Regions from separate parts of the Mus musculus genome. Here region 1 is linked to region 2. A link is a loop called in an ENCODE intact Hi-C map of the cell type or tissue named here. Cell type or tissue: heart. All regions are shown on one strand. Links, peaks and the distances in the headings refer to the core of each region. The heading gives the core; the rest is flanking DNA. Region 1 holds the start of Serinc4 (serine incorporator 4). Region 2 holds the start of Mfap1a (microfibrillar-associated protein 1A).

The links. Hi-C counts contacts between places; a loop is a spot of excess contacts. Peaks named below come from ENCODE experiments on the same cell type or tissue, not always from the same donor. Only the 100,000 strongest peaks of a DNase experiment are listed, where the experiment ranks them.
Region 1: it touches region 2 in a loop (2.0-fold over the local background); 5 of 42 quality-filtered maps call a loop at or near these places.

The regions. Positions count from the first base shown.
Region 1 is chr2:121,451,414-121,463,257 of GRCm38, forward strand. It overlaps Serf2 (small EDRK-rich factor 2), which reads left to right. Exons shown (of 3, transcript NM_011354.3): 3 at 1-2,007. Serinc4 (serine incorporator 4) reads right to left here and starts at 5,351. Exons shown (of 12, transcript NM_001025371.2): 1 at 5,042-5,351; 2 at 4,578-4,742; 3 at 4,250-4,428; 4 at 3,863-3,942; 5 at 3,531-3,624; 6 at 2,585-2,796; 7 at 2,296-2,391; 8 at 2,069-2,195; 9 at 1,683-1,755; 10 at 1,219-1,267; 11 at 942-1,092; 12 at 1-761. The coding sequence starts at 5,140. The coding sequence ends at 608. Hypk (huntingtin interacting protein K) reads left to right here and starts at 5,675. Exons shown (of 4, transcript NM_026318.3): 1 at 5,675-5,878; 2 at 6,233-6,288; 3 at 6,579-6,630; 4 at 6,736-7,027. The coding sequence starts at 5,693. The coding sequence ends at 6,831. Mfap1b (microfibrillar-associated protein 1B) reads right to left here. Exons shown (of 7, transcript NM_001081975.3): 6 at 10,974-11,063; 7 at 10,253-10,891. The coding sequence ends at 10,709. In heart, for the core only: no CTCF peak of the experiment used is centred there; a DNase peak (open chromatin) is centred at 5,678; H3K4me3 peaks cover 2,375 bases; H3K27ac peaks cover 2,686 bases.
Region 2 is chr2:121,500,102-121,511,945 of GRCm38, forward strand. Mfap1a (microfibrillar-associated protein 1A) reads right to left here and starts at 6,555. Exons shown (of 7, transcript NM_026220.4): 1 at 6,362-6,555; 2 at 2,231-2,768. The coding sequence starts at 6,440. It overlaps Wdr76 (WD repeat domain 76), which reads left to right and starts at 6,622. Exons shown (of 13, transcript NM_030234.2): 1 at 6,622-6,762; 2 at 10,438-10,824. The coding sequence starts at 10,669. In heart, for the core only: a CTCF peak has its summit at 6,573; DNase peaks (open chromatin) are centred at 6,570 and 9,700; H3K4me3 peaks cover 3,133 bases; H3K27ac peaks cover 1,490 bases.

The DNA of each region.
Region 1 (11,844 bases), core at 1,346-9,345, 49 kb before region 2:
AAAAATCCTGCTGCTCACCAACTTCTGGTGGTCAGCCACTCTGGATGCTCACATTCTCTTCTGTTCTGTCAATCCTCATGGAATGAAGGTGGTTTTTGTCTTCCATTTCCTTTGACCTCAAGACCAGGATTAAAACCTATGGTAGCCTCTGCTCCCTTCTTCCCCTGCCCTGGTTTGTTCTGTGGTCTGGGCTTCTTCCACCACTGCTTAGGGCTGAGCTACTCATTTCCTTTTGATTGCTAAGAGCAGACCCAAATCTTCAATCTCTGTAGGTCTTTCCCTGACCTTATCTCCAGCCCTGGAACCAGAAAGGGTCTTGTGCCACACTGCTAGGATCAGGTAAGGCTCCTGGGTTTACTTCCTGGGAGTTAGACTCTTGAGCTTTAATGAACTAGTGAGTTTGTCTGCTTCTTCAAATTTAGATACTTACTGAGCCTATGCACCGATAACTGCTCATTTGTCCTTGAGGTATTGAGTTCAGCTGGGTGTTCCTGGAGCTAAGATTAAGAGCATAATCTAAAGGGTCTGTCTCCCAGTTTGTTACTACAGATCAAGAGCCAGTTTTTATGTGGCAGTACTGATGCCATGGCAGTGTTGCCTGAATATACTAGGGTGGTGGTGATTCTGAGTGGGGAGCCAGCAGTGGTGCCAGGAGCAGCCCCAGATAGAGGAGGACACAGGCCCAGCATGAGGCAACTTTAACCCAGAAGGTAGCCCAGCTACCCTTAGTGAAGGTCTTCTCCAGTTCTGCTTCCTCATAGCTGTGAAACCAAAGGCTGATTAGAGATGATGCAGGGCCTTAGCTTTTGAACCTCCCTACTTCCTCATAACCAGGGCAGATCCTTGTGTGTCTCTCCCAAGAACTTTTGGAATGGCCTTAAAGTGTTTCCTTAAAATTGCTAGATTTTCAGGAGAGTATCTTATGTCTGCTTTCTTCTTACCTGAACCAGTTGGTAAGGGTAACCATGACATAGAGTGAAGCAAGGAAGAAGGCGAAGTGGAAGCCAGAGTAGCTGTAGGAAAGATGCTGGCTCTGCACCTGAGCAGCTGGAGGGGTCTCTTGGTCAGCTGACCTGGCCCTGCTCCTTTGCCCTAGAGAGAGAAGTGCCGATGGGGAGCAATGTTGCTGACACTCCCTTCCCCCAACTATTGTGAAGGCTCTTGAGGGCTCTGGCCCTTCACAGGGTTCAGCTTGGCTAGATTGCGCATGTGACTCACCATCCTCTGGCTCCACTGTTTGGGGGCAGCAGAAACAGACTGAGGGCTTCTGTAAAACAAGGCAACACGTTTTGAAATGGCTTTAAGACAGTGTGAGGGTGCTAATTTAGAAAATCTCCCCTTTGAAAAGATTGACCTGGTGTAAGAAGTGGAGGCACACCTGGGTTCAAATTCTTGCTCCAGCATATAACTGGCTATGCAAACTTTGGTGAGATGTTTAATCTTTTGTGCCTCAATTCCTCCATTTGTGAAATGGAGAAAATACCTACCTCACAGGGTTGTTGTGAGGATGAAATGAAATGAGACTATGTATGTAAAGTATCTAGCACAGTGCCTAGCACATTGTGGGTACTCAATAAAAGGAAACAGCAGCTAGAATCTGAGCATTCTGGGTAGAAGTTGGTAGGATGTGTGTCTCTGTGTTTGGGGGAGGGTTGTTGGGGTTTTGAGCTCTTGATGCTCACCTGGAACTCATACTTGTAAACCTTGATAATCCACAAGGGTCCAAATAACTCGGCCAGGTAGGAAGCCTCGTTGCTGTGAAAGAAAGAGGTTTTTAAACCTTGGGCCAAATGTGAAAGATTGGTAGCATTTACTGTCAACATCCTTCTGGAGGGTATTGTGCACTCAGAGGCCCCTAAAGTCTGTGCATTTTAAACATTCTTTCCTGCCCCCGTCATCTCATGCAGATCATCTGACAAAGTGCTATTCTTAGAAATTGTCCCTGTTCGTGGGGAGCTTTTCTGGTTCTAGACTTGCTCTACAGTTTAAATAAACCTCAGCACTGGACATTCTTCAGTGAGTCCTGGGTGTCCGCTCACACTTCCCATTGGTTGGCACCTTTACATACCAAGCAAAGAGCACACAAGCATACATGATGCCAGCACTAAACACTGCTACTGAGGTATCCGGTATTTGTGGTTCCATTTTATTCCGGCCAGGCAGACACAAGGTGTGATTCTGTCCTTGAAAGGTTACTGCCAAGGGGCAATGAGAGAACAGGGTTATGAACAAAGCTGGGTATTTTGAAGGCTCAGAAAAGGTCTTAAGCACTATACTGGCAGTCTGGGTCCTCACTTGTCTCTGGGGGACGGCTGGACAGTGCAGAGAAGGTCAGATACATGATATAGCAGCTGATGATAGAGGCTTGTAGGAGGCCAGAGTTTGGTTGCTCTAGGGAGAACAGGAGTTAGTACTCCACTGCACCTGTTCCCCCCCCCTCCCCCCCCATATACTCTGGGGGAGAGACAAAAGCAGCAGAGGTACTTTAGATAGCTGAGACTGGGAAGGCCAGTAACACTGGCTATAATTCTCAAAGGGACACACCACACCCCCAAATCTGCAATGTTAAATAGCATATACCCACTGCGGCGGATGCAAGGTGCGATGGAGAGGAGAGACAGGAGGCCACAGAAGCAAAGGTGCAGACTGAGTAACATCTTGTTGAGCAGGCAACCGTCAGGGTGTGTGTACTGGTGGAACAGCAACACAGCTCCCACACCCGCCATGCTGTAGAACCCTAGTGTGGCCAGTGACACACCTAGGAGCCAGCTACAGTCTTGAGCTGCACCAGTCTGCCTAAAGACAAGTGGTTAGGGGATTAGAACTTTAACCCATTACTGGTTAGTCAGCCTACTGGTCCGCACAGTACATTCTTGAGCTTTTGGTTCATTTGTTGACAGGATTGTACCTACACTTAAGACTGCCCTTGAACTCTTGCCTCTGCATCCTGAGTCTTGAGATTATGGGTATTTACCACTTTTTGTTTGTTTTTGGGGGTTTGTTTGTTTGAGACAGGGTTTCTCTGTGTATCCCTGGCTGTCCTGGAACTCACTCAGAAGACCAGGCTGGTCTTGAACTCAGAAATCCCCCTGCCTCTGCCTCCCAAGTGCTGGGATTAAAGGCATGTGCCACCATGCCTGGTGCCTCTTTGTTTTAAGAGGCTGACTTTGGAACTCCCTGCTCTGCTTGTGTTTTTTTGTGGCCTTGAATTATTGGCCCTCCTGTTTCTTTCCTCCTCCAGTGCTGGGATCACAAGTAAATGCCATTAAATATCTGATTTCCTGAGTATTTTGGTATTCTCTGGGAGGCCATGGGAGCAAACGTGCTATGGCCTTTGCCTAGCCTTTCTGTACTGAGTAATGTCTGCCAACCTCCTTGGAGGAGCCTTTAGGGTTAGGTGCTTCTTACAAATGTGTGTGTGTCATGTGTGGTTATGAGCCACCATGTGGTTGCTGGGAATTGAACTCAGAACCTCTGGAAGAGCAGTCAGTGCTCTTAACCTCTGAGCCATCTCTCCAGCCCAACCTTACCAATTCTTGTTCCAGGACTGGGCAAAGGCTGTGATAAGCACCAGCTGTAATAGGATGAATGTGAAGCCTCCACAGATGCCAATATAATGCCAGGCTGCAAGACAGGCACCATTGGGAACTTTTAGCTCTGGCTGGTCATGATGTATCATATCCCCCCAAACCCCCACCCCTTTTGATTAAAATGCTGCATAGCCTAGGCAGGTCTCAAACTCAATCCTGCTTCACTCTCCTGAATGCTAGGATTACAGGTGTGTAATGTAAGTCCAGCTTCCTGCTCTTAAGTAGGAAGTTGTAGCCTACTCTTGCTGATCACAGTGTAAGATGAAGAGTACCTGGGAAGAGATCCTCATCAGGGATGCAGAAGGCAACGACACAGAGACCTAACAGGAACAACAGCTTGAGGCTCCAGAAGCTAGTTAGGGTAGAGAGAAAACCAGATTGAGGAGAATAGGCAAAGGAGAGAAAGAAAAAAAGTATGGCAGGTGGAACCAGCCCCAACCCATTGTAGTCCAAGTTCTAACTCGGATGCCACAGTCACATCTGAGCAACACTACAGTTAGAGAAGGTTTGCATATAACTATTACTTAAAATTTAGAGCCCAGGAGTTTATAAACATACTTTCTTTATTACAGTGTTCTTTCTTCATCCTGGAGTTTCTTTTAGCCAGCTTGTGTCTACTTCCCTCTATCCCATCCCCATCCAAAAAATTAAACACAAACCTGTTATGCAGCTGTGCCCGAGGGTTGGTGGGGGAGTGGAGGCGAACTAGCAGCACAGCCTGCAGCAGGTGGAAGGTGGCAGTTCCTGCACACACTCGATACACAGCGCCAGAGCCACTGAGAACTGGGCAGTCCGAGCTGCCAAACAGGTGGGCACATAGCACTGAGGGCATCTGGATCTGCAGGGAGTTGGTTGTGAGAAAAGTCAGGGCCAGCCACAATCTATGGACAGTCTCAACTTTTTACTGGTAGGTTGACTCCTTTGCTCCCTGTCCCAAATCTTAAAGGTTTTTTTTTTTCCCTCACATTGCAACCCTTGCCGACTTACCCCATGTGCTTTGCCCCAGACCCTTTCTACCACTGTCTTCGAAAGCAGGAGGCAGCAGATTGCTGAGGCTCCCACGTGGAGGAGGATGTAGAGCAGGCGGCTACACCTAGACTCTGTCAGAGAGTGGCAGCCACTGGTCCAAGAAACAGGTCCACAGCAGGATGCCTGGGGATAGAAGCAATGCAGAGTTTTTCAAAGGGTGTGGGGTTAACCAATGGTCAAATTCCCAAACCCTCCATCCTTCTGTCTGGTTATGAGCCTCTTAGGATTACCTTCCACAAAGCACTAGTAAGGTTTTCATTGCAAGAACTTTAAACTTTGGTGTATTCTTGAACCACTTAACTTTTTCCTAATGATCTATGGCTGGGAATGTGGAATGAGATGTTTACCTATTACCCAGGCAAAGAACCAGGTTTCTCATCCCAACTCCTAGCTTTTTAGCTATCTCTTCCCAAATGTCTCACCTGATTGAAGGGGGTTTCCACTACATTACTGACTCCACCGTGCTGCTGTGCAAGACCCTGGGTGGTGCTCCGGCCGGTGACAACTTTTGCACCCATCATTTTTGTTAGATGTAGATCCAGTATTGGAAAAACTGACGAGAAACAGCAGCTTCTCGGGATTTTCGCCCATTGGACAGTCGCTTTGCTGGCCTAATCATTCGTCTTAAGGCAGCATAGACATGTCATAAAATGAATACAGGTTACCAGGAAGTGGTAGATAGATGCAAATAGTCTTGTGAAGATGCCTTCGCCGGGCTTCCTATTCGGGATCATTCGGACTGTTATTCTGAGATTAGGAGCAGTTGGCCTATCAGGTCTAGGGATTAGGTTTTTTAATTGGTTTAGGATTAGCCACCTTGATTGGACAGAATTCCATGTGTGTGTCTCTATGTGTGAAAGGATTGCTCTTAGGAACAATGTGCCTTGGTGGTGTGGGTAGTGAACAGATAGTCGAAGGAGACTGCAGAAAACAAGCTGGAGAGGAAGTCAAAAGCGAACCTCTTTGCTAGCTGAAGCTTCTCAAGACAGGCACAAAGGTGTGGTCCACGCCTACCCCGCCCCTTATCTGGGCGGAAGCTGTGAGGGTTGCCGGAAGTTGTGAAGCGGCAGCCTATGCGGCGGCGCGGTGAGATCGAAATGGCGACCGAGGGAGACGTGGAGTTGGAGTTAGAGACCGAGACCAGCGGCCCGGAGCGGCCTCCCGAGAAGCCAAGGAAACATGACAGTGGTGCTGCTGACCTAGAGCGGGTTACTGACTATGCGGAGGAGAAGGAGATCCAGAGTTCGAATCTTGAAACGGTGAAGTTGGCTGGGAGCTTGTATGAGGGGTTGAGAGAGGGGCGGGAGAGAGGTGAGACTGACCGGTTTGCTGCTCACTGGGGCTCCGGGAAGGCTGATAGCAATGGTGGGATTTGGCAGTAGGGTGGGGCTAAGCGACAGCACCCACCCAGTCTGCTGTTTGCTTAAGAATTCGATAGAGATTGGGCCTAAATAGATCTCATGTGCACGAAATTAGGCGTAGTCCTTTGGTCCTGAGAACACTCGTAGTTGTGAATACCTGAAAACCACGTGGTTTTTATTTTTGGTATTGCGTTTTAGATCAGAAAATTTGCGTGGCACGGTGGTAGATAACTTGACTCGTGTTTTCTACAGGCTATGTCCGTCATTGGAGACAGACGGTCCAGGGAACAAAAGGCCAAACAAGAGCGGTAAGTTTAAAGCACACCACCAGCACTACCGGTAGGTCCTCGTTCTCCAGGGGAAAAAAAAGTTTACGTCTTTAACCAATTTCTACAGATCTAGGGATTACAACTTTGTTAGTGGAAGGAAAGATTCCAGGATACCTTACTGTAAAACCTCCAGGGGAAAGAGTTGGCGCGTTTATTTGCTATTTTCAGTAAACCTTGTTCCACCCATTTTCAGTGAGTAGCTGGGAGTGTTCCTTCTGGGAGTTTATAGCAGAGGCAGAGAATGAAAAGAAATGTATAAATATTTACAGGGAGAAGGAACTGGCGAAGGTCACTATCAAGAAGGAAGATCTGGAGTTGATAGTGAGTATTAATTTTTTAATGGATTCACAAGAGAAGTGCTACCTAATTTGGGCTCCTGAAACAAGTGGAGAAGAGGCTTTGGTGACGTGATTTTCCCTTTTGCAGATGACGGAAATGGAGATCTCTCGAGCAGCAGCAGAAAGGAGCTTGAGGGAACACATGGGCAATGTGGTGGAGGCTCTTATTGCCCTAACCAACTGATAATGTGCTTTTTTAGACATTCTGGACTGACTGACTGACTGAAATAAAGTGTTCTGTTTTGCTGTTTTTTTTTTTTCTTCAGTTTCATCTCAGATCAAATGCATTATATATTCTATTTTATTGTCAGTTTCTATGTTGGACCTTGATGAAACTGTGTGAACAATCAGTATAAAGAAGTACCTAATGTTCAAATGCAGGCTCTTATATTGTGTGTGTGATTCCTCTACTGCCATAGTGTTTCTAATAACTACCACATGGGAAACAAATTTAAGTGCCCTTTTCTACCAAGCCATCTTGCCAGCTCTAAGCAGCAGATACTAAGTGGTATGTTAGTATCACTCACCTGACTAGCTCTTTCTTGGCAATGTAGAGTACATTTGGATCCTCTGCAAAAGATCCAAATGCATATGTTTCTAGGATAGCTTATGCACTTTTCCCCTTGGATCTGTTCTTGTATAAACCAGGCTGTTTCCAAACTGAGACCCCTCCCTAACTTGAAAGCTGCTTCAACTAACTCTCCAGGCTAGCTTATGAGTATCAAAGGCTAGCATCTGTTTTGGGGGCTTTTAAGTTATCAACTGTATTTACAAACAACTGGAATAAACACTTAGGTTCTAGAAATGGGAACACAGATATCAAAATGTTGGATCAGGCCTGGAGAGGTGACTCAGTAAGTACCTGCCTCAAAAGCAAAATGAGTTTGGATTCCCAGTAACTCCCTAAAAATCCAGGAGTGGTGGGATGTTCCTGTATCCCTCCCTGCACTGGGGGGCTGTGCTGGTCTAATCAGGAACTTCAGGCTTTGTGAGGTCAGCACCAACCCAGAATTAGAGTGACTAAGGGACCACCACCCGACCTCTGAGTTCCATAAGCCCATCCATACGTGGGTAAGAATGCATACTCAAGTATTCCCACCTGAGACTGAGATGTAGCTGAAGCTGCTCTAAAACTTGTAACCCTTTTGCCTCAGCTTCTGTGTACTCTATCTGGCTCAGTGCTCACCATTATTATTTATTAGTAATTTTTTACATCTTTCATGTTACATAATTATAGGCAGTTTGTTGATAGTCTATGTGTGGGTATAATTTACCTTTCATCTTTTTGAGACAGGGTTTCTCTGTAGCCCAGGCTGTCCTAGAATTCACTATATAGACCAGTCTGGCCTCAAACTCTGCTTCCCTCTGCCTTCATAAAGATGTGTAGTACAACTGCTTGGTTATCATTGGGTCTTGTAGGGGGTTAAGGTACTAAGAATAAAAACTAGGGCCTTACCCATTCCCACTTTTTTTTTTTTTTTTTTCTAGACAGGGTTTTTCTGTATAGCCCAGCTCTGGCTGTCCTGGAACTCACTTTGTAGACCACGCTGGCCTCAAACTCAGAAGTCCACCTGCCTCTGCCTCCCAAGTGCTGGGATTAAAGGCGTGTGCCACCACACACAGCTGGGTGGGGGGGTGTAGATATTTTTAAAAGAGAAGTTATACTGTATTGTCCAGGCTTGTCCTGAACTTCAAGTAAAGAGATCCCCTTCAGCCTCTCAAGTAGTTGAGACTAACAGTTGAGTACTACTGGCCAGTCATGGGTTTTTTTTTGTTGTTGTTGTTGTTGTTTTTTAAGATTTTATTCTTTTAAACTGTTTATCTGCTCATGAGAGCAGGTGTTCTAGAAGCCAGAGGCTTCAGATTTCCTTGGTGATAGATGTTCTAGCAGGTTGTGAGTTACCCAATATGGGATTAGGAACAGAACTCTGGTCTTCTAGAACAGTGAGAAAGTTAATCACTGAGCCACCTCTTCATCCCTTGTCTCATTTTTACTGTCATCAAGGAAAGTCACTCTGCTGATGGAATTTCATTCTGTGATGGTGGTTATTACTCTGTCAATACTACACGGGCTAACAGAGTTTAGTACTGACAGCTGGGGAGTGCTCCTTAGCCCATTAGTTCTCTTTCATCTGAAGCATGAGCTAAAGAAGAAAGATTAGTAGGAACTGGAATGCAGTGAGTCATGTCCTATTGTATAAATCATTGTTCGACACAAAGCTAAAAGGTAGAGAACAAAGACCAATTCAGAGGTTAAGAGCACTGGCTTCTTTTCCAGAGGACTCAAGTTTGATTCACAGCTCCCAAGTGGAAAAGTAAAAACTAAGATTTAAAAACAGTTGAATTTGTACATAGAATAAATAGATCTGGGTACTACTTAATTACTCTCAAATGTCTGAGTCTGTTTCAGGAATCAAAAGATGATCTAAATATAAATTGGCAAGAGCATGGAAGACAATCTGGTTGAGTACTTACCTAGTTTATACAAGGTCCTAGACTTAGTTCCCACTTTAGTGGTAGGAACACAAGTTTATTACTATTATCATCATTATTTTTGATGTTTTGAAGCAGGATTTCTGTTTTAGCCATGGGCATCCTGGAACTCACTCTGTAGACCAGGATGGTCTCAAACTCAGAGATTCACCTGCCTCTGCCTCCCCAGTGCAGGGATTAAAGGTGTGCTCAACCACACTTGTGGCTTTTTTTTTTTTTCACTTTGCTTTTTAAATACATCTCATGTGAACACTAATTCATACATTCCATGGAATACATATGGAAGTCAGATGTCAATTTGCTGGTTGCCAGACTGAGTTATCTACTGCTATGTTCATCTATAGGATCAAACTCAGGTTGCTAAGACTTGTAGGCAGGGCTTCTCAACTTCAAGAACTGCATGAGTAGATTAGTGAGACTTTATTTTAAAACACACACGAAAATAAAAGAACCAGTGATATACTTCAGTAATAGAACACTTGGCTAGTATTTACGAAGCCCTGGGTTCAAATTCTAATATGGAAGAGAGAAAAGAATATGCTCAGGGCTGTCCAGAAAAACCGTGGCATGAAAAACAAAAACAAAATAAAAAATAGGCCAAATTATCTGCTTTACTGTTTGTTTTTTATTTTAGACAGTCTTATAAAGTCCAGGAAGGCCCTGAATTATGTAGTTTAAAATGACTGAGACAAGGTTTCTCTGTGTAGTCCTGGCGATCCCAGATCTTACTCTGTAGACAGGGATGGCCTTAAACTCAGATCTGGCTGTCTCTGCCTCCTGGTGCAGGAATTAAAGGTGTCTGCCACCATGTCCACTTTGGATGAGTGAATTCTTCATTTTCCTGCTTCTACCTCCCAAGTGTTAGGATTACAGGTGTGTGTAACCTACCGAGCTACTTTTAGTTACTACAATTCTTTTTTCTTTTTGAGACAGGGCCCACTGTGTAGTTATGGCTGGCCTGGAGTGAGAGATCTTCATAGGTCCCTAACTTCTGGTGTGGGGACTGAAGGCATGTGCTGCTCTGTTCACTGGACTAGACTTTTGTTTCTAATATTATAGTAAAAATGTTTTTAGTATACAGTTTCTCTCTCTTACACACACACACCCACACACCAAAATGTATATTTATAAGATTCAACACCACAAATGGAAAACAGGTTGGACTGAGCTTGGATTTCCTGATAGCCTACTCCTAACCCTAAGGAAGAAATAATGTAAAAGAAAAAGAAAAAAGAAAAAAAGAAGAAAGAAAGAATACACCATCCATTCATATGTCCAGGTATCTGATCCAGGCTAGACAAACACTCAGAATAGTCCCAAGTCAATGTGGGAAGCCAAGGTGAGAAACATAAGATTTCTCAGGAGTGGTTTTAAGCTGGAAGCCTCTAGCCTACCCGGTTAGTGCTTTTCTGTGGGTTTCTCGGTATGAGTCCAAACCTCTTAGAAAGCACCTTCAAACACAAGTTATGGCCGCAAGTCTGGAAAGCTCTATACAAGAACCATGTAAATAATGGTTCAAGAGAATTGACCAGATCCCCTTGTGTCCCACAGCTGGAATAAGCTGAAGACTAGGTGGTTTTCCTCTTCTTGGCAGATGGTCGCTCAAATACATCTCGTACCCCTGCTGCCTTTTGTTTAAAGAATTTTGTGTTCTGGGCACTCTCTTGGCCCCATGCAGAGTCAAAGGAAGTGGTATCTTGATCCACAAGGTGGGTGTACTTGGTGCGACCAGACCGTCCAAAATTCTTGACCTGAAAGAGGGATGGATGATTACAACACCAATCACCCCACGCCCAGCCCCAGGTCTGTTTCTCTTACTGAGAATCCCCATACCTGCATGACTTTAGGAAGAATGGTTTTGTTGAAATGGTCCTCAAGAGTAGGTGCACTAAAGTCTCTCTTGTAGACTTCTTCATCCTCATCCTGTGGAAAAGAATCTCATCAGTCTGTGGCTTTACTGCTCACTCATGCAACACCAAACCAGAGAGAATCACAGGGCACTGAGCCTTTCTCCAAGAGCTTGGATCTTGGTTGGGAAGATGGTGTTTTCCTCATACTGCAGCCTCCTGAAAGCCTGTCCTGTTCCTTGTCCACTGTGCTCAGCTGAACACAGTGAACACAGTGAATTGATGCAGCTTCACCCTGTAGGCTTCCTAGATCTCTAATTCTTTGCATGTGACCCTTTACACAAAGGCAGAACTCCATACACATAAAATAGTTCTTAAAAAAGCCGAGTGTGGTGGCGCACGCCTTTAATCCCAGCACTCGGGAGGCAGAGGCAGGCAGATTTCTGAGTTCGAGGCCAGCCTGGTCTACAAAGTGAGTTCCAGGACAGCCAGGGCTATACAGAGAAACCCTGTCTTGAGAAAAAAAAAAAATCTTAAAGTTTTCTTAATGAAAACCAAATTCTACAGTTTCGGTGACTAGTTCCTAAGACGTGGGTAAATGAGGATACAGGAGGTACTCAGATTTGACTCGAGATCATTGAGACAATGATGTTCTTACTTAGTAACACCAGGAAAAGAATCTGACTGGGAAATGTTAGGATGACTTCACTCATCATATTTCTGGCTTCCTAAAAAAAATGTCCTGACTGATTTTAAAGAAGTCCAGAGTTCAATTCCCAGCAACCACATGGTGGCTCACAACCATCTGTAATGAGATCCAATGCATTCTTCTCATGTGTCCGAAGACAGCTATACTG
Region 2 (11,844 bases), core at 1,875-9,874:
CCATGTGGGAGTTGGGAATTGAATCTGGAGACAACTAGTGCTTTTAAACACTGCCCAATCTTTCTAGCCACCTTGTTTGCTTGCTTGTTTGTTTTTGACAAAACTTTTATATAGTTCAGGGTAATCTCAACCTCATGGCAATTCTCCTGCCTCAAAATCTGAAAATGTTAGGATTACACAAACACAGTGCCAAGCTAAACAAGTAGTTTACCAACTGAGCTGTTACTGCTGTCCCTAAATAGAGCTTGACTTCTTCCCCACCTCCTGCTAATGGGATTTGAACCCTGGATTTGGTACACATGAGACAAGTTCTGTACTACTTACCCATATTCTCTGCACTTTTATTCATTACTATCTTTTTTTTTTTTTTTTGGTTTTTTCAAGACAGGGTTTCTCTGTGTAGCCCTGCCTGTCCTCGAGCTCACTTTGTACTAGGCTGGCCTTGAACTCAGAAATCTGCCTGGAAAGTGCTGGGATTAAAGGCTTGCGCCACCACGTCTGGCTACTATCATTATTTAAAACAATAAATCTTTAAAATTTTCATGTGTTTTGCTGTCTTGACTATTATATCTGTCTGTCTACTGAGTGCATGCCTGGTATCCATACAGACCAGAAGAGGGAGGGCATCAAATCCCCTGGAGCTAGAGTCATACACAGTTATGAGCCATTGTAGGGATCTTGGGTACTAAACCCAGGTCTCCTAGAAGAGCAACCAGAGCTGGCACTCTGGGCTATCTTTCCAAATTAATTATTATGGACATGAATGAATGGCATGCGTATGTGGTGAGAACCTGAGGACAACTTTAGAATGGTTTTCTCCTTTCCCTCGACAGTGCAGGAGATCAAAGTCAGCCTTCAGACCGGACACCACTTCTCCAAACTCACTATACATCTTGCTGCTCCTTCTATTTTTACTTTTGAAGGGAGGTGACACTGTATTGTCCAACCTAGCCTTAAATTGAATTCTCTAAGCCTCTAAAACACCTGGGACTATGGACTGTGTGTGTCTGCAGGCCCAGTTAGTTCACCCTAAGTCTGTTTGTTTTGCAGTGGGGTCTTGTGTAGCCCATGCAGGCCTCACACAGGCATTTCACTGAGTCATCTCCTCACCCACCAAGCCAGGCCTTGAACTTTCCTATGTATTCAAGCTGGACTGGAACCCTGGATGTTTGAGATAGTATTCTATCTACTGTCTCCCAAAATTGTGGATTACAAGTGTGTGCCACAATGTCTAGCTTCATCCCAGGTTTGATAGCGCCAAAATCTCCTTAGTCATTGGTAAATGACAACTTAAGGAGCATCTTCCTGAGACGACTATAAATAATAGTCAATATATCAGTATAGTAAGATTCCTAGGCTAGGGCAAAGAAACCAAAATTTGTTTTACAAGCTTAATTTTGTGCTTCAAACATGACTTTCCCTGGAGATGTGTTAAAGTACTTTCCTAACATATGCATGGGTTTCGTCTTTAGTAACACTAAAATAAAGCAAAAACTCATAGAAAGTGGATTAGCTGGGCTGGAGAGATGGCTCAGAGGTTAAGAGCCATCTCTACTTTTTCTGAGTCAATTCCCACCAACTACATGGTGGTTCAAAACCATCTATAACTAGATCTGGCGCCCTCTTCTGGTACGCAGGGACACATGGAGGCAGAACTCTGTATACACAGTAAATAAATCAATCTCAAACAAAGGACTAGCCAGGCATGGTAGCACATGCTCCTGTGCTTCTAAGTCCAGCACTTAGGAGGCTGAGGCAAGAGACGACAAGTGAGAGAGCAGCCTAGACCTCGCAGTGACTGTCAGGTCAGCTTAGGCCGCACAACAAGAACATCTCCAAGTACCCAGCACCCCACCCTCACCCGGCCCATTACCTTCAGGCAGACACATGCCTCTTAATTTGAAAGGGGGATATGCAACAAGCTCTGGCTTTCTGCTAGCATCTGGCAACACTGGCATGCACCTAGCATCGGGAAGACTTCCACTGCAGGAAATGCGGGATACAGAGCCTTTTTTGTCAGACCTAGAACAAAATTATGTGGAGTCTGCCTTGGTTTGACTATTATATCTCTTGGTTCCTCTTTGAGAATCAGAGGGTATTCTTAAGTTGTCCAGGCTTCCTTGAAGCAACTCTGTAGCCTAAGCTGGCCTTGAATTAACAGTTCCCGCTGGTCGAACCTACTGAGTTCTGGGAGTTTGAGCCTGGCTCAGCAGGTCTGGCAGGTACTTACTTTCGAATGAAGACAGGCTTAAGTCGAGGCTCCATTTCATCCTCACTGTCTGTGTACTCCTCATACTCAGACTCTGACTCAGACTCCTCCCCAGAGCGCCCTTCATCTTCCACCTCCATGACTTCCATCTCTTCATTTTTCCTCTCCTGTGCTCGCTGACGCATCATGCCACGGCGCCGCTCAATTTCTTCATCGTCAATCTCTTCCTCCTCTTCCTCACTGCTGTCTTCTCGTTCCAGGCGCCAAGCATCCCCTTCTACTTCTGAGTCGCTCTCTCCCACTACTTCAGGTTCCACGATCTTTCTGTGTCGAGCCAATCGCTCTTCCACATCTTCACTGATGCGGTTCTGTAACCGCCGAAGTCGGGGGTCACTGGATGAGTCCTCCTCCTGTTCCTCAGGCTCTGCTTCTTGTTCCTTAGCTTTCTTAATGAACTGAAATTCTTCATCCTCTTCATCTGAGGACTCCATAGGGGCATAATCTGGTCTCTTTCCGGACACATATCGTTTCACCTTCACCTTTTCCATTGAGATCTCACCTGGTCAAGAAAGATAATGTATGTTTCAGTATCCTCTTCCCTAACTCCCTCCACCTCTTGGCTTTTGCAGATAGAATCCTGAATTCCTGATTGTCTAGAGTCTAAGGAGCATATGACAGCCATTCTCCAACCACACAGTCAACCTCTCACTGCTTTCTTATAAAGTCTACGGTGTGAGAAGTTGTTTTATGAATACCAACACCAGGACATCAAGAGGTACCTTGGGGAACAATGAGGTAGAGGAATGTGAATAGTCAAAGTGCAGAAGCCACCCCCACCTCCATACATTCATGCTATGGCATCTTAACACTCAGTGGGGATTTAACGACAATGTCCCCCATAGGCTTGGCTCTTTGACCGAGTGGGTCTCAGCTCTTTGGGTAGGGATAGGAAGTACAGCCTTGCTAGAGGAAGCATGTTATCAGGGGTGACCTTTGAGGTTTCAAAGCCATGCACCATTCCTACTGATTCCTACTGTAGTGCCTGAGTGTCCTCTGTCTGTCTGTCTCTCTGCTCCCTGGTTGTAGTGCCATGCCTTGCTCTACCTTCCTGCACTCCAATTCTCTGAATCATAAGCCCAAATAAAACTCTGCCTTTTATAAATTGCCTTGGTCATGGTGTTTTATCACAGCAATTGAAGAGTAATAAACACACACTTCTTAAACAAATTCTTTATAACAGTGCCCAGCAGATAAACAAGAGTAATTTAAGTGGGATCATAACACTAAGTTATCACTCACAATTTTTCCCCTCTGGGATGGGGTTTTACTACTGTGAACAGATACCAGGACAACGGCAAGTTTTAAGAGGACAACATGTAAGTGGGGCTGGCTCACAGGGTCAGAGGCTCAGTCCATTATCATCAAGGCAAGAGCAAGCATGGCAGCATCCAGGCGGGCACAGTGCAGTCAGAGCTGAGCGTTCAACTTCTCCATTTGAAGGCTGCTAGTGGAAAATTAGATTCCAGACGGCTAGGAGTAGGGTCTTAAAGCCCATGTCCACAGTGACACCCCTGCACAACAAGACCACACTTCCAAATAGTTCCCCACCCTGGGCCAAGCATATACAAACCATCACATTCCACTCCCTGGCCCCATAGGCTTATCCAAAATGAGTCTATGGGGCCATGCCTAAACATAGCAAAATAAAAATACATTTATCCCAACTCCTAAAGTCTCCATAGTCTACAGCAGTCTCAACGATGTTAAAAGACCAAAGTTCAAAGTCTCTGAGGAGATTTATCCAGCCACTTAACTGTAATTCCCAAAGCAAGACATGAAACCAGCTGGGCAAACTCCAAACTGTGCATCTCTAAGGCTGATGTCAAAGCTGTCTTCAGATCTCCAACTCCTTTATCATCTTTGTTGACTACAACTAACTATATTTTCCTGGGCTGTTTCCACTATGTTACTAGTTTTTCTCAGCAGATAACTTACAGCTCTGGCATCTCAAACATCTTGGGGCCTCCAAGGCAACTTCAACATTACAGCTTCTTGTTCCAATGTCTAGGATCTACACAAGACCTTGTGGGCCACTCCAAAGGACTGCTGCCCTCTGTAGCACTCTAAGCTCAGGTTGATCCACTCCACTGTTGTTGCTGTTCATGGTGATCATCCCATAGCACCAGCATCTCCAATACACTGGGGTCTTCCACTGCAACTAGGTATCAACAATAGCCTCTCATAGGCTCTCTTCATTGTGCCAAGCCTTAAATCCTTTGCATAACCCCTTTAGTCCTGGGCCATTAACTGCAACTAAGGCTGCACTTTCCTCAATGGCCTTCCATGGCCTCTCACAGTGCTAAGCCTCAGCTGTTCTTCATGCCCTGGTCATACCTTCAAAACCAGTGCCACCTGGGTGACCCCACACAACATCGCTTGGTGTTCAAGAAAGTCAGAAAGGTGGTTCAGATCCCCTGGAATTAGAGTCATGGATGACTGGGCCACATAATCCTCTGTAAGAGCAACAATTGCCCTTAACCACGGAGCCATCCTGCCAGCCCAAATACCTTCTAAAACAAAACAAAACAAAAAACAGAGGCAGGGTCTGTTATGCAGACTTGGCCAGTGAGGACAAAGCTGGTAGCAAACTCAGAGCTCTGTCTGCCTCTGCCTACTGACTGCTTAAATGCATAAGCCACCACAGTTAGTGCTTCCTACTACTTTCTTGAGACAGGTTCTTTCACTGAACCTGTTGCTTGCTGTTTCAGCTATTATTAGCCCAGCCATCAAGCCTAAAGTTCCTAACTCGTCTCTTCTCCCCACAAGGTGTCTATGTGGATGCTCGGGGTCTGACCTCAGGCACAGTAAGGGCAGCTCTCTTCCTAGCTTCTTCCTCTGCGGTGCTGTGGCAGCCTTTACGACCTAACTTAACGTTCTGACTAGCCAGCTTCTACCTTTTCCTCCAGCTCTCGTGCTGAATCGGGAGATCTCTTCTATAACACAAACAGGGTGGAGCTCAAGAGGTGGCTCAGCAGCTAAGAGGCTCTGCTGCTCATACAGAGGTCCTGGATCAATTTTCCAGCATCTGCATGGCAGTCTGTTACAGTCTGATACTCCAGGCCCTCCTCTGGCCTCTGTGGGTACTGCACCCACATGGTGCATATCCATGCATGGAAGCAAAGCATTCATACACTTAAAAATAAACAAACAAAACAATTACAGTGAAAAGAAACACACACACAGGCCTCTAGCTCACTTTCTTCTTCTTCTTCTTCTTCTTCTTTTTTTTTTTTTTTTTTGGTTTTTCGAGACAGGGTTTCTCTGTGTAGCCCTGGCGTCCTGGAACTCGCTCTGTAGACCAGGCTGGCCTCGAACTCAGAAATCCGCCTGCCTCTGCCTCCCGAGTGCTGTGATTAAAGGCGTGCGCCACCAGGCCCGGCTCTCTTCTTCTTCTTTTTTTTTTAAAGATTTTATTTATTTATTATATGTAAGTACACTGTAGCTGTCTTCAGACATTCCAGAAGAGGGCATTAGATTTCGTTATGGATGGTTGTGAGCCACCATGTGGTTGCTGGGATTTGAACTCAGGACCTTGGGAAGAGCAGTCGGTGCTCTTAACCACTGAGCCATCTCGCCAGCCCCACTTTCTTCTTATATTTTGATTTTTGTTACTGTTCTGCCTGTGAGCCTGGCCTTTAACGGTTGAGCCATCTCTGTAGCATTATTATTATCATCATTTGTAAGGATGCTATGTGTGGATATGTGCACAAGTGTAGGTACTGGCAGAAGCCAGAGGTGTCAGATCTCCCTAGACTTGGGGTCCCAGGTTGTTGAGTCACCTGAAGTGACTGCTGGCAATTGAACTTGCGCCCTGTGGTACAGCAGTATGTCCTCTCAACCGCTGATCCGCCTCTCCAGCCTCCTTTACTTTATATTTCGAGAGAGATCTCCTCACTAAATCGATCAGGTAGATGCAAGTGGATCCCGCTATCCCCTTTCTCTACGCCACCTGTGACTTTAGGCGGGACGCAGGAAGAAACTGCAGCTAGGTTTTAAGGGCCAGCCGAGCTGGCATGGTCGGCGTAAGGCAGGTTTGAGAGATACTCAGGATGAAAGAGGTCAGAGCCAACCGGAGGGGAGGGGAGCCCGTACCTTTCTCGTTTCGAACTGGGACGGCCCCAGCCGTAGACTGGATGGGCGGCTGCTTCATGAGTGCGCTTGGGACCGACATGGTGACGGCTGCCGCGGGGACTCTCCAAAACGGACTCAATCCCAACAACGAAAAGCAAGGAGCCGAAAGCCCTGTCCCACAGGCTGTGCCCCACACAGCTGCGCAACTGACAGAAACAACTTCCGGTAGGGGGTAGAGGAACCAGAAGTACATAACAGAGGATTGTGGGTAATCGGAGGGCGGCTGAGCGCGGATCGCTTAAAGGGCTAGGGTGAGATTTGCGCGCCTTTCGAGCAAGTTTCCCGCCTTCGACATTTTCCAGAACTGGAAGGTCCTCCTGTCTGACAGTTGTTTCTTTTGGTTTTTGGTAAGGTCCAAGAAGGTTCGTATTAAAGATTTCATTTATTATGTTTTGAAGAAACTGAGTATATTAGGAGAGACTGTTGGTGCATATTGTTTAAAGCCTAGAAGTGTAAAGTGTTTTATACGGATACGTGGGTCACGCATGGAATTCCAGCATTTGGGAAGGTGAAAGAGGATTGCAGTGTTTTGTAAAATTAAAAAAAAAAAAAGAAAAGAAAAGAAAAAGAAAAAAAAAGAAAGATAAAGAATTAAAGGAGGAAATCCGTTAGGGGTCATTTGTTGGTTTGGACACACACGCTCTCAATTTTAGCACTGGGATGACCGAGGCAGGTGCATCTCAGAAACTGAGGCTAGTCGGTCTACATAGTGAAAATTCTAGGAGTATTACATAGGTCTTTGAAGGTTAATAATTATTAAATTATTTCACTTGGGTCCTTGCTGGGTGAAGACAGGAAATTGACAAACTTTAAGTAGCGAGGGTTTTCAATGAACGAAAGAAGGAGGACGCTTACAACCAGAAATGCCTTAAAGTCTAAAGTAGACAGAAATCTTTTTTTCTGTTATTTTTATTTTGGAGCTGTGTTGAACAGGCAAGTTTGTTTTTGTCTCTACTTTGGTGGTTGTTCACTTATTTCCTCCCTGAGTAGCTAGGATTATCTCCCGGTGTGCCTCTTCACTTGACACAGAAATTTTATATTACAAACTCATCAGCCTAAGAAGTTATGTTGCTGAGCTTCGGGTGCCATTCAGCAGTGGAGCACTTGCCTGTTCTGAGCTCAGTGTAGTATGGAGCAGGGAATTCCATGGAGAGTAAATGTTTTGGGAAGATAATTGTTTTGATTCATGGCAAGTCAAGAGAGTGTTTGGAAAAGGATTAAGAAGGTCCTGACTCGATGAAAGTCGGTGTGGGGAAATCTCAGTTGGTAACGCCGGTTTCTGAGGCGGTCAGTTTTTTTTTTTTAACCTTGCGACAGTGTTGTAAGTAATCTGGCTTGTAACTCAGAGTAATAGAGGATGATCTGGAAGTTTTGATCTTCCTGTGTTGATTGCCTAAAGCTGAGATTACAGGTGTGGGTCCCCATGCTTTAGTTTATGTGTGTGGTACTGGGGATAGAATTCAGGGTCTTTGTGTATTCTAGGTAAACTTTCTACTGAGTTATGTTCCTGGTCTGTGGCTTAGCTATTAAAGTCCTCTTCTGCCACTGCTGCCAGACACAGTTCTGGTGTTGTAGCCCAGATTGACTGAATTGCTACTTGTTGTTGTCTATCATCCGTTAAACCTGTGTAGAGGATGGGTCACAGGCCTTGGCCAACACTGGCCATCCATCCGCAGATTTTCTTTATTTAGAAGCAGGTGGACAGGTAGTCATGTGCAACTTAAACCAGCTTTTTCAGCACTTAGAACCCAAGCAACATGAACTGCTTACTTTCCTTTCTCTCTCTCTCTCTCTCTCTCTCTTTTCCTTTCTTTTCTTTTCTTCCCTTCTTAGATTTATTTATGTTATTTATACAAATACACTGTAGCTGTCACACATACCAGAAGAGGGCATCGGATCCCATTACAGATGGTTGTGAGCCACCATGTAGTTGCTGGGACTTGAACTCAGGACCTTTTGAAGAGCAGTCAGTGCTCTTAACCACTGAGCCATCTCTCCAGCGCCCTCCTTCTTTTCTTTCAGTGCTCCCTTTCTCTTGGCGACTGGAGTTCATGTACTACAGGTTTCCCTTGATTTACCTATATAGCTGATGATGAAGACTGAATTTCTAGCCCACCTGCCTCCACCTCCCAAGTCTGGGGTGACAGGCAGGCGGGATTCACCGTGCTTAGCTGTTCCCTTTATTATGATTGAAAACTGTATAGCAGTGGTGAGGCGTAATTTTCTCATAGTTGTATTGCAAGAAAGTGGGCAGAAGTAACGGCTGAATGTTTCTTGTTGGTGTGCACTCGGGGTGAGTGCACACCTCGGTGGTGGTGGTGGTGGTGGGAGTTCATTTGTGTACATACATGCACATAGAGGTTCAGAGGGCAATCTTGAATGTCCTTCCTCAGGAGCTATCTAACTTTTAAAAATTCTTATTGATATTGTTATTGAGGTGCTCTGGTGCACATATGAAGATCAGAGGACAACAATGAGAAATGGAGAAATGGCCCTTATGGAGGCTCTGGGAGTAAGATAAAGATGCTAGGCTTGGGTGGCAAGCATCCTAACCTGTGCATCATCTCCCTTGTGTTTGAGACAGCGTCTGTTGGACCTGGGCTCTGTGTTCAGGTTAGTCAGTTTGGCCATGGAGCTGCAGAAGTCCACTTGTCTTGCATCACCTGTGCTTGAATTTGGGTGCTGGGAATCAAACACAGGTCCTAATGCCAGCACCTGTGTTATTTCTTTCAAGTTCTGCCTATTGACTTTTATGCTTATTTTTCTTCCAATCCTTATGATATTTATGAGGATATGGATCTTTTCCAGAGGTCATGCTGCAAAACAGCAGTATTTTTAAAAGCAAGATCTCGAGGTGTACAAGGCTCAATATTACAGGATCCAGTGTAAGTGCTGATTTAGATCCTGCACCCCCTCATTCCGGAAGCAGAGCAGTAGGATTACGGGGCTAGCTAGGGTGACATAGAGAGATGTAGCTGGGTTTAAACAAAACAAAACACAGCCGGGTAGATGGCTCACTAGGTAGGTAAGAGCTGTAGCCGCGCAAATTTGAAGCTTGAGATCAAATTCTCAGCACCGGTAAAAGCCCCGGCATTGAGGGGATGGACACAGGCGCATCCTTGGAGCTGGCTTGTGAGCCAGTCCTGCCCGAAAGGTGACCTGCAGGTTCAGACCTAGAAGGTGCAGAGGGGTGAGCTATCCAGAACACAAAACAAAACAGGCGCCAGAAGCCTTAATGGCCCAGGGAATCCACACAGCTCTTCCGTGCTGACCGCGGAGGCTCCTCCCTCGGGCCCGCCCACATCCCTCGGGCCCCGCCCAATCTCGCCTTGGTCGCAGCGGGAAGAGCTCAGCAGCTGAGTGGCAGAAATATGTCTGGGTCCAAGGCTGAATCTGAGGAAAAGGCAGGCTCCAAACAGTGTCCCCTTGTGCAGGTGAGACCTGATTCGGCCCGGGAGGGATCTGCTAGTCACTGTCACCTGGCGCCAAGGAAAAGCTGTGATTTCTGCTTTTTTTTTTTTTTTTTCAAATTTAAACAGACTATTAGGTACTTAAATTTTGAGGAAAATTTACTAACAACTCCAGGAATTATGGTAGGTTTGCCTTTAATCCCGTAACTCACAAGGCAGAAACAGGTGGAAATCTGTTAGAGGCCACCATGTCACTGGTCTACATTGTGAGTTCTAGGCCAACCCCAAGACTGTAGTGTAGGATTGTAGGACTTGGGGCCCTTTCTCCTGGCTCCCCTGCAGTTGTTTTGAAGAGTTAGTGTGAGCTTTAAGCAATTACAACTAACCTGAATCTGACCTTTGTTGTAATCACCTCACACTGAAATTTGCCTTCAGAATTTCTGGTCAGGTTAGAGATTTTTGTATCCAAATTTTGGAGGAGCAAAAAATTTCCTAACAAGCCATCAATTTGAATCATGTGACTGTGGAATAGGAGTTAGACTTGTTTAAGCAGATTTGTTTCATGCTTTGCTATGGAAGAGCATAGTCCGGCGTTCCTAATACTCTTTTCCTTTATTTCCCGAATAGGTGAATGAATATAAAGAAAATGAACATATTGCTTATACTTCTCTGAGACCGATACAGATTACAACTTTAAGGAAAACAGCTAAGGTTTATCTTTACCCGTTTTCACTCAGCAATTCCAAGCTAGGCCTACTTAAGTTGTCCAAATCCCCGGTTGTAAATAATTCTAGCAAATCAGTGGTCCATAAGAAGAAAGATCGGAAGAAGACTCGTAGAAAGGTTTTAACTTCAAAAATGAAGGCCTTATCTTCCAAGGCAGATTCCCTTCTGCTGAAATCATCCGTGGATGCTTATACTGAAAGTACCAGGCTGGGACCCAAGAGGACCTCGGATTCAGCGACTCTCAGTGTGGACGCGGAAAGCAGCGACGAAGACAGTGCACCAGGCCTGGTGAGCCTTCATTAGCTGTTCTACTTCTCATTTTGAAACTAGAAGCTCTGAAAGCTAAGGTAGTGAAGGACCTCCAGCAAAATCTGTTTTATCATCTAATATAAACAGAAAAGACTTTGTGTATCCGTGTGCTTGCGTGTGTCCAAACAGCAGTGCGAATGCATGTATGTGCCTGACACAGGGGTGGGTGGAGGTTATAGCAATCAGAATCAGGTTCTCAGGGATGACAGCAGGCCCCTTTCTGTTAAAATCACTTATTCACCTGATGTAATTGTCCTCTCAGAGACTTACTACCTCCATCTGCTAACCTAGGCCTACACCTGGAAGCTTCCGGTCTCCTTACCATCTAGTCTAGGCCTAGAAAGTTCTTAGCCTGTCAGACTTACTGCTGTAAAAGCTCACCCTTTCTAGTTCTTTCTGAACTTTTCTGGCTCAAACTCTGCTCCCAGCTGACTGCTTCAGTCTGGCTTCTTTCTCAGCCTCTGACTGAAATGTTCTGCTTGGCCTCATTCTAACTTGGCAGTATGCCGTAATCGTCTGGCTCCTTCTCATTCTGTCTTCACCTGAGTCTAGCTTGTTCTCTTCTGCAGCCTGTGTCTCTATGACGGTGTCTGTCGGTAAAGCTGCCTGTTCTCTCTCTGCCCTGCCCCTTGAGTAGGTTCGCCTTCCTTTCTGTTTGCTTGAGAGTTGGGCATATCCTGTTCAGTCAGATCTTTCTCTGATTTGTCACTTTGTCTGCCACTCAATCAGATACCACTTTCAAACTGGGTGCTTCCTTCTAGAAACGGAACTATTTCTTCACTGTCTGGGTTTAAATAAAGGTGTGTGCTTAGGACAGGTCTGCATTCCAACGCGTGTAGCCATGTTGGCTACTGGATTACAATCCCTCTACACCTTTACCTGTTGATTCATCTTGTAAACCTTTTAATTTAGTCTAAATTTACTTTATATTTAATATTATCTTTAACATTTCTTCATGTTGTTCTTCAAAACAGGGTCTCCCTGTGTAGCCCTGGTTGT